Regions from separate parts of the Homo sapiens genome. Here region 2 is linked to region 1. Evidence: chromatin loops called from intact Hi-C (ENCODE). Cell type or tissue: heart left ventricle. All regions are shown on one strand.

Region 1 (5,000 bases):
TCCTAGACTCATGCAACCCTCTCGCCTCGGCCTTCCAAAGTGCTGGGATTACAGGCGTGAGCCAGCATGCCCGGCAACTGATTTTCCACTGTGGAAAAGGGGTTTTCTTCTCTAGTTTGCTTGTTTGTATGAGGGCAGTTGGTGGTTTCTACATTTAACTTGCAGGAGCCCTGGGGCCTTTGCTCCGTGTGTTTTTCTGGTTTGTGTGGGGCTGGCTGTGTCCATGTGATGTCATTTTACCTGTTTCTCAGTTCCTCACATTTTGGGGAACTGGCAGTTACATTTGAGAGCTCAGTGAGATTCAAGGTCACACTTGAAGTCAGGTGTTCCAGTGAGATTTCTTCTGTGGTGCTGGCCCTTTAGTGACATTATTTTCATTATTGTCACTTTGCTGGATTCTTGGAGACGAAGGCCTCAGAGGAAGGGCCAGGTGCGGTGGCTCACGCTTGTGATCCCAGCACTTTGGGAGGCCGGGGCGGGCAGATCACTTGAGGTCGGGAGTTCAAGACCAGCTTGGGCAACATAGAGAAACCCTGCCTCTACAAAAAAAAAAAAAAATACAAAAAATTAGCTGGGCATGGGCGCAGTGGCTCATGCCTGTAATCCCAGCACTTTGGAGGCCGAGGCAGGCGGATCACGAGGTCAGGAGTTTGAGACCAGCCTGGCCAATATAGTGAAACCCCATCTCTACTAAAAATACAAATATGGCTGGGTGCAGTGGCTCACGCCTGTAATCCCGGCACTTTGAGAGGTCGAGGTGGGTAGATCACAAGGTCAGGAGTTCGAGACCAGCCTGGCCAATATGGTGAAACCCCGTCTCTACTAAAAATGCAAAAAAAGTAGCTGGGCGTGGTGGCACATGCCTGTAATCCCAGCTATTAAGTAGGATGAGGCAGGAGAATTGCTTGAACCCAGGAGGCAGAGGTTGCAGTGAGCCGAGATCATACCACTGGACTGCAGCCATCTCAAAAAAAAAAATACACGGGTGGGGTTAAGGGGAGGGATAGCATTAGAAGAAGTATCTAATGTAGGTGACAGGTTGATGGGTGCAGCAAACCACCATGGCACGTGTATACCTATGTAACAAAACTGCACGTTCTGCGCATGTACCCCAAAGTATTAAAAAAAAGATTACGAAAAAAAACCATACACACACAAAAGCCTCAGGGGAAGAAACCAGGGGGTGGACACAGGCCTTCTGACAGTCAGCAAACCTCACAGGATGCCTGTTTTGAGCCAGGCTTGATGCCAGCACCCGCTGGGGGTGAGGGGCATATTACCACATGCCAGAAGGCAGTTGGGCATGGAGGTCATGGGCACAGGGCCAGATGGGTGGGTGTTTGGGTCTTGGCCCTGGGGAATGCCTCTGTCTCTGAGACTCACTTTCCTCTTTGAGGAATAGGAAAAAAAAACTGCTTCTCCCATCAATGAGGGAAGACAGATGGGTGAAGTGCAGATGTACATCGTACCTGTGCCATAGAATATTCTTGCTAAAAGTGGTGAAGGGCTGGGAGAGTGGTGGCTCACACCTGTAATCCCAGCTAATCAAGAGGCCAAGGCAGGAGGATCACTTGAGCCCAGGAGTTCAAGACCAACTAGGGCAATATAGTGAGACCCTGACTCTACAAAAACTAAAATAAAATTATTTGGGCATGGTGGCATGTACCTGTAGTTCCAGCTATGTGGGAGGCTAGGGTGGGAGCATCTCTTGAGCCCAGGAGTTGGAGGTTGCAGTGAGCTATGATTGTACCACTACACTCCAGCCTGGGTGATGGAGTGAGACCCTATCTCAAAAAAACAAAAAAGATAAGTAGCAGTGAAGACCATGGAGCCCTCTGTGGGAGCTGAGTGGAAAGGCTCAACCCCTATCTGGGATAGGGGTGGTCAGGGTGGGCTTCCTGGAGGAGGTGATGGAGGGTGGGTAGGAGCACGGAGGCTCACAAGGGAGATGGGTAGACAGGAGCACAGTGGAGAGAGGAAGACAGTTTGGGGAATCCTGACCCCACCTCACCCTCAGGGCGGGCTCTACGAGGCGGTGAATGAGGTCTACAAGAACCTCATCCCCATCCTGGAAGCCCACCGTGACTACAAGAAGCTGGCCGCGGTGCACGGCAAACTGCAGGAGGCCTTCACCAAGATCATGCACCAGGTGGGCCCAGGACCCCCTCCCCAGACCCCACCCTCAGCCCCACTCCTCATCCCCACTCCTCATCCCCAGGGATCTGCTGACCTTGACCCTTCTCTTCCCCACAGAGTTCCGGCTGGGAGGTGAGTCAGCCTTGGTGGACAGCCACCTGCCTCTGGGACCCCCGTGATGACTGGCCAGCAGCCATCAGTGAACACCAGGGGGCACCAGAGGAGCATGGCCGCTGGCCCTTGGGGCTGGGGCTGTGGCCACAAGGGACCCACCCCATTATTTCCCTCCCTTCCCCAAAAATGCCCCCACCCCCCGCCCCAGATCTCGAGGGCAGCTTGTGACTCACCCAGCTGGGAGCTCTCCAGAGACACCCCTCCCTCTGCCAGGGCCAGCTTGGTCACTGCAGGGGGGTGGCGGGGTGACTCTTGACTCCCTCATGGTCTCTTGGTCTCTTTCTCATCTCTCCCCAGTCTATCACGTGGCTCTCCCTATCTTGGTATCTCACTGTCTCTTAGTCTCTGTCTCTCCCTGCGTACCCAGCTTCCAGCCTCCCCCAGGCTCTCTGCTCCTCATTTCTGGTTAATGTGTCCTCCCGCTCCAGCCCCCCCGAATCCCGCTTCTTCCCTGCTTAGGTCTATTTTTAGGCATCTCCTAGTTTGGGGAGAATGTTCTGGCCAAAGATGGCAGAAACCCAGAGCCCAGGCAGGCAGGCTGGGTGGGAGCTGGGTGGGGAGGGCAGGTCCTCTTCGCCCCCGCCCCCCTCCCGTCTCTGATCTCTCCCCCCACGGAATGATTCTCACGGGGCAGTGTTAACCAGGACCCTGGGGGTTGAGGGAACTCTGACCTCTGACCTCTCCCATGACATTGTCTCTCTGTCCCCCACACCTCTGGCCCCACCATGTCTGCCCCATCCTCCCCGGATCGGCCTTGGTAAGTGAACATCCAGCCATTCTACTTCCTTTCCAGTCATGGGGTGGTGTTTTTAGGGTGGTAGGGAGGGGGTTCCTTCTTCCAAACTTAGGGCTGGGGACAGGAGCAGGGGAATGCCATGGAACAAGGGAACCAGAGCCACTGTCCTAGAGTGAGACACAGCCATCCCTTCCCTCAGCCATCCAAGCATTTATGGGGTACCTACTGTATACCCATTCTTGTGGGCCTCAGGGCACAGGAAGGAGAATGCCCTAGAACAAAGGAGGCAGAGCCTCCATCCTAGAGTGAGAGACAGCCATCCCTCTCCTCAGCCATCTATGCATGTATTGGGTACCTGCTGTATACCCTGTCCCACGGGCATTAGGGACACACCCGTAAACAATACAGCCCCAGTCCTAACTTCCTATTGCAATCCATGCCCCAATGTTCTCAGGGCCCCCTGCCTGTGCCCATGCCCTGATGTTCTCGGGGTCCTCACACTCCCATCCTGATATTCGAGACACCTATCTCTGGGGCAGGGAGACCTCCAGCAGGGGCCTCCCGGACAACCACACCCTTTCTCACAGCCCCAGCGCGTGTTCGGGACGTATTTCCGCGTGGGCTTCTACGGCGCCCACTTCGGTGACCTGGATGAGCAGGAGTTTGTGTACAAGGAGCCATCGATCACGAAGCTGGCAGAGATCTCACACCGGCTGGAGGCACGTCCTTGTGGTTGGGGGTGGAACGGGGCATGGGGCTGCCTTGGGGCTGGAGTAGGGGCTGTCCCTGGGTGGCCCCGAGTCAGCCCTGTGTCTCCAGGAGTTCTACACGGAGAGATTTGGCGACGACGTCGTTGAGATTATCAAAGACTCTAACCCTGTGGACAAGTCCAAGCTTGACTCACAAAAGGTGGGTCCCCCAACCATTTCCCCAAAATCTTAGATTCACAGAGACTCCAAGTGCTGTTTCCTGGGGACCCTCAAATCCTCTTTCTCTGGGAAACCCCAAATCATATTTCACTGAGGGACCCCAAAACCTATTCCTCAGGGGATTCCCAAACATCCAGACATAGGAAGACTTGGAAATGACAAAGTCCCCAGATCCCCTCTCTCCAGGAACAGGGCTTGGGCTGTGCGTGCTGGGGCTGTGGGATCCTCACACCTGACCCTGCGCCCAGGCCTACATCCAGATCACGTATGTGGAACCGTACTTTGATACCTACGAGCTCAAGGACCGGGTGACCTACTTTGACCGCAACTATGGGCTTCGCACATTCCTGTTCTGCACGCCGTTCACGCCGGATGGGCGCGCACACGGGGAGCTGCCCGAGCAACACAAGCGTAAGACGCTGCTCAGCACCGACCACGCCTTCCCCTACATCAAGACTCGCATCCGTGTGTGCCACCGGGAGGAGGTGGGTGGGGATCCTGGGCCTGGCGGGGGTGGGGAGGTGAGGGGACATCAGACCCTGGGAGGGGAGGGGAGGGTAGACACAGGGACCCAGACCCAAGGTGGTTCACGGACCTCAGACCCAGAGAGGGGTGGCACAGGGACCCTAGACCAGATCCCCAGGGAGGGGAGGGGAGGAGACCAGACCCAGGGAGACCTGGGAGGCAAGATGCAGGGACCCCAGACCCAGGGTGGCCCAGGGATTCCAGACCCAGAAAGAGGAGGCAGAGGGAGCCCAGATCTAGGAAGGCCCAGGGAGGAGAGGTGTGGCCCAGGAAGAGGCCCAGGTACCCCAGAACTGGGCTGAGAAGATATGGAGACCCTGCATTCCAATCTCTAAACTGAAACCTCTACCTCCAGACCCAGGAGGACCCAGGGATTCTAGACTCACAAAGGGGAGGCACAGGGACTCCAAATCTAAGAAGGCCCAGGGAGGAGAAGCCCAGGGATTCCAGACCCAGAGAGGAGAGGCGTGGACACGCTAGACCCAGAAATTGGCTCATGT
Region 2 (5,000 bases), 270 kb after region 1:
TCTGCCACTCCAGATCCATCTTGAAGGACTGGCTCTTTCAGGTTTTTATTTGTTCACCTGGTGAATCAGTAACAGGAAATGTGAAATGCCTGTGGCTCACCAGCTATAAATAAGATTGCAAGAACAAAAGAACTGGCTTCTTTGTACAGCTATTAATGAAACGATTGACCTGGGCACCCATCAGAAGTGATAAAATTGGGCCGGGCACAGTGGCTCATGCCTGTAATCCCAGCACTTTGGGAAGGTGAGGCGGGTGGATCACTTGAGGTCAGGAGTTTGAGACCAGCCTGACCAACATGGTGAAACCCTGTCTCTAATAAAAATACAAAAATTAGCCGGGCGTGGTGGCAGGTGCCTGTAATCCCAGCTACTCAGGAGGCTGAGGCAGGAGAATCACTTGAACTCGGCATGGGGAGGTTATACTGAGCTGAGATCACGCCACTGCACTCCAGCCTGGGCGACAGAGTGAGACTCTGTCTCAGAAAAAAAAAAAAAGTGGTTTTCTGCAACACATCAAAAGTGTATGCATAGGGGGCACTCTTCTAGGTTAAAAGAGACTTAAGAGGCCGGGCATGGTGTCTCAGGCCTGTAATCCCAGCACTTTGGGACGCCAAGGCGGGTGGATCACGAGGTCAGGAGATCAAGACCATCCTGCCTAACATGGTGAAACCCCATCTCTACTAAAAATACAAAAAAAAAAAAAATTAGCCGGGTGTGGTGGTGGGAGCCTGTAGTCCCAGCTATTCGGGAGGCTGAGGCAGGAGAATGGTGTGAACCTGGGAGGTGGAGGTTGCAGTGAGCCGAGATCGCACCACTGCACTCCAGCCTGGGCTACAGAGCAAGACTCTGTCTCAAAAAGAAAAAAAAAAGGACTTAAGGTTGGGCGCAGTGGCTCATGCCTGTAATCCCAGCATTTTGGAAGGCCGAGGAGGGAGGATCACCTGAGGTCAGGAGTTCAAGACCAGCCTGGCCAATGTGGCAAAACCTCATCTCTACTGAAAATACAAAAATTAGCCGGGTATGGTGGTGGGTGCCTGTAATCTCAGCTACTCAAAAGGCTGAGGCAGGGAGAATCACTTGAAGCCAGGAGGCGGAGGATGCAATGAGGTGAGATTGTGCCACTGTACTCCAGTCTGAACGACAGAGCGAGACTCCGTCTTAAAAAAGAGAGACTGAAAAATCACAACAACGAAATACAGTATGTGAACTTTGTTTGGATCATGAATCAAACAAACCAAGTGTAAAAGGACACTTTTGAGATCCTCAGGGAAATGTAATATCAGATGATACCAAATAATAATTGTGGACTTTGATAGGTGTGATAATGGTAGTGTCATGATATAAGAAAATGAAATTATAGGCCAGACGTGGTGGCTCACACCTGTAATCCAAACACTTTGGGGGGCCAAAGGGGGCAGATAACCTGAGGTCAGGAATTCGAGACCAGCCTGACCAATATGGTGAAACCTCTGTCTCTACTAAAAATACAAAAACTAGCTGGGCGTGGTGGCGTGCACCTGTAGTCCCAGCTACTCAGGAGACTGAGACAGGAGAATTGCTTGAACCTGGGAGGTTGCAGTGAGTCGAGATCATGCCACTGCACTCCAGCCTGGGCAACAGAGCGAGAATCTGTCTCAAAAAAAAAAAAAAAAAAAGGAAGAAAGAAAATGAAATTATAGGGGTAATATGACAGGATATCTGGGATTTGCTTTAAAATACTTCGGTTGTCAACGGTAAAGTTTGGGACCAAAAAAAAAAAACAAAGAACTTCTGTTGGCTGGGTGTGGTGGTTCACGTCTATAATCCCACCACTTTGAGAAGCTGAGGCAGGATCATTGCTTGAGGCCAGGAGTTCGAGATCAGCGTGGTCAACTGCAGCCTCAACTTCTCTAACTTAGGTGATCCTCCCACCTCAGCCTCCCAAGTAGCTGGGACTACAGGCACGCACCACCACATCTGGCTAGTTTTTGTATTTTTTTGTAGAGACAGAGTCTCACTGTGTTGCCCAGACTGGTCTTGAACTTCTAGGCTCAAGCAATCTGCCCCTCTCGGCCTCACAAAGTGCTGAGATTACAGGTGTGAGCCAGGGCACCCCCAGCCCATCTTACACATATTGACCGATGTCTCATGTCTCACTAAAATGTATAAAAGCAAACTATGCCCCAACCACCTTGGGTACATGTTCTCAGGATCTCCTGAGGGCTGTGTCCCAGGCCATTGGTTACTCATATTTGGCTCAGAATAAATCTCTTCAGATATTTTCGGAGTCTGGGCCAGGCGCGGTGGCTCACGCCTGTAATCCCAGTACTTTGGGAGGCCGAAGTGGGTGGATCAGCTGAGGTTGGGAGTTTGATAGCAGCCTCACCAACATGGAGAAACCCCGTCTCTACTAAAAATACAAAAAATTAGCCGGGCATGGTGGCTCATGCCTGTAATCCCAGCTACTTGGGAGGCTGAGGCAGGAGAATCGCTTGAACCCGGGAGGCAGAGGTTGCGGTGAGCCAAGATCGTGCCATTGCACTCCAGCCTGGGCAACAAGAGCAAAACTCCGTCTCAAAACAAAACAAAACAAAAAAAAAAACAAAAAAAGATTCAGAGTCTGACTCTTTTTGTGGACATAAGTAGGTAAAGGTGCAGGTTCCAGAGATGAAGGTGGCCCCTCCGTGGGGCCTCGACTTCTGCCATCATCTATCCAATTCCAAGGCACAGTAAACTGGTGCAAGTGGAAGCTGCACGACCTCCACTTGCTGCTGCCCGCGGACAAAAGGAACCTGCGTTGAGCCATTCCATGGGGGCTAAGTAAGGCAGGATGGAATCAGCTACGTTCTGTCTCCGAACTAAGTCTCTGATGCCCTCTGCTGGTCTTTCTAATCACAACAGTGGGAAAGATACTTTTTTTTTTTTTTTTAAGACGGAGTCTTGCTCTGTCTCCCAGGCTGGAGTGCAATGGCACCATCTTGGCTCACGGCAACCTCCGTCTTCCAGGTTCAAGTGATTCTCCTGCCTCAGCCTCCTGAGTAGCTGGGATTACAGGCGCCCACCACCATGCCCGGCTAATTTTTGTATTTTTAGTAGAGACAGGGTTTCGTCATGTTGGTCAGGCTGGTCTCCAACTCCTGACTTCAGGTGATCCTCCCATCTCGGTCTCCCAAAGTGCTTGGATTACAGGCGTGAGCCACCACGCTCGGCCGAAAAGTACTTTTCAAAGGACGTGCTGGAGGGCAACTCCTGGGCTAGCCTGGAAAGCGGAAATAATTAAAGCTAACCAAGAATCCAAGAATATTTTATTTCCTTGGGAGGCTGAGGCAGGAAAATCACTTGAGCCCAGGAGTTTGAGATCAGCCTGGGCAACACAGTGAGATCTCATCTCTACAAATAACTTAAAAAATTAGCCGGTGTGGTGGTGTGTGTCTGTGGTCCCAGCAGCTTGGGAGGCTGAGGTGGGAGGATTGCTTGAATCCAAGAGGTCGAGGCTGCAATGGGTCGTTAATGCACTCCAGCCTGGGTGACACAGCGAGACCCTATCTCCAAACTGCTCCCCCCCGCCCCCGCCTTTTTTTTCAAGGGAGAACTCAGGCCGGGTGCAGTGATGCACACTTGTAATCCAGCACTTTGGGAGGCCGAGGTGGGAAGATCATTTGAATTCAGGAGTTCGAGAACAGCCTGGGTGACATAGCGAAACCCTGTCTCTACAAAAAAAATACACAAAAGTTAGCTGGGCATGGTGGTGCACACCTGTAGTCCCAGCTACTTGAGAGCCTGAGGTGGGTGGACAGCTTGAGTCCAGGGAGGTCGAGGTTGCAGTGAGCTGAGATTGCATCACTGCACTCCAGCCTGGGAGAGAGAGTGAGACCGTCCCTGAAAACAAGGTGTGGGGGAGAACTCAGAAATGTTCATATTAGATTCGGCTGTCACTTGGATCTGAGAAAGAAGCGTGCCTTGGCTCTATCCTATCAGACATTGGGCCCTCCCTACATGGTGGCCCTGCACCACTAGGCAGGGTGCATCAGCCCCTCCACAACCACTTAGGAAGGTCACAGCATGGATTCGGAGCCATAATCTTCCCTGCACAGCCGCACCACAGACTGTGAATGCCTACTCTGTACCAAGTGCTTTAGTGGGCTTTTAAATTTTTCTGACAAGCCCACACTTAGAGATAAGGAGCCCAAAGCATGGAGAAGTGACTTCACTCACAAAGCAAGGAAGTGTAAAAGCTGAGTTCCAAATCCTGGCTTTAAAGCCCACTTATGCCTCCTGTCCTCTGCCTTACACCAGAGCATGGGCTGAAGTACAGTGAGACCTCTGGGAAAAGCTGACCCTCTGCCCAAAGCCAAGACACAAAGCCTTCAGGCTGCCCAAGCTCCACAATTCCTACCAACAGCGCCGACCACTGCCCTCAGCTTCAAGCTCCCAGCAGCTTCAGATGATCTTCCTGGAACACACCCTGGCGAGAAGTCAAAAGTGGCATTTAATAACTGACTCAAGCAATGATGGTGTGGACCCTTTCCAATACTTCTGATCAATGAGAAACAAGTGTCTTTGATGACACCTTAAAACCCTTCCCTGAAGTTGGCTAATGTCTAACAGAGGGCAGATTTGGGGACAGAGATTTTTGGCAGGTAATGGTGTAGAGATAGCATTTAGTTAGTATCATCTCGACGTCTTTTGTTTCCTTTCATTTTTGGGGGTTAGAGGGGAGATAGTGTCTCACTCTGTGGCCCAGGATGGAGTGCAGCGGCATGACCAAGCTCATTGCAGCCTCAAACTCCTGGGCTCAAGGGATCCTCTCACCTCAGCCTCACAAGTAGCTGGGACCACAGGCACACACCGTCTCACTTGGCTATTTTTTTTTTAATTATTATTTATTTATTTATTGGGACGGAGTTTTGCTCTTGTTGCCCAGGCTGGAGTGCAATGGCATGATCTCGGCTCACTCCCGAGTAGCTGGGATTACAGGTGCTTGCCACCATGCCCGGTTAATTTTTTGTATTTTTAATAGA

Evidence for each region. Hi-C counts contacts between places; a loop is a spot of excess contacts. Peaks named below come from ENCODE experiments on the same cell type or tissue, not always from the same donor. Only the 100,000 strongest peaks of a DNase experiment are listed, where the experiment ranks them.
Region 2: a loop joins it to region 1, with 2.6 times the contacts of the local background. A loop is called at or near these places in 20 of 110 quality-filtered maps.

Annotation. Positions count from the first base shown.
Region 1 is chr19:11,201,349-11,206,348 of GRCh38, reverse strand. DOCK6 (dedicator of cytokinesis 6) reads left to right here. Exons shown (of 48, transcript NM_020812.4): 40 at 2,018-2,149; 41 at 2,254-2,268; 42 at 3,640-3,765; 43 at 3,866-3,955; 44 at 4,224-4,460. It overlaps DOCK6-AS1 (DOCK6 antisense RNA 1), which reads right to left and starts at 2,721. Exons shown (of 3, transcript NR_186345.1): 1 at 2,484-2,721; 2 at 241-539. In heart left ventricle, a CTCF peak has its summit at 2,344 (motif pointing right); DNase peaks (open chromatin) are centred at 2,398 and 2,788; H3K4me3 peaks cover 792 bases; H3K27ac peaks cover 3,158 bases.
Region 2 is chr19:10,934,680-10,939,679 of GRCh38, reverse strand. No RefSeq gene overlaps it. Among named protein-coding and RNA genes, the nearest start is that of TIMM29, 8.4 kb to the right of the region's middle. RefSeq lists an enhancer at 1,846-2,345 and a silencer at 3,275-3,606. In heart left ventricle, a CTCF peak has its summit at 2,839 (motif pointing left); no DNase peak of the experiment used is centred here.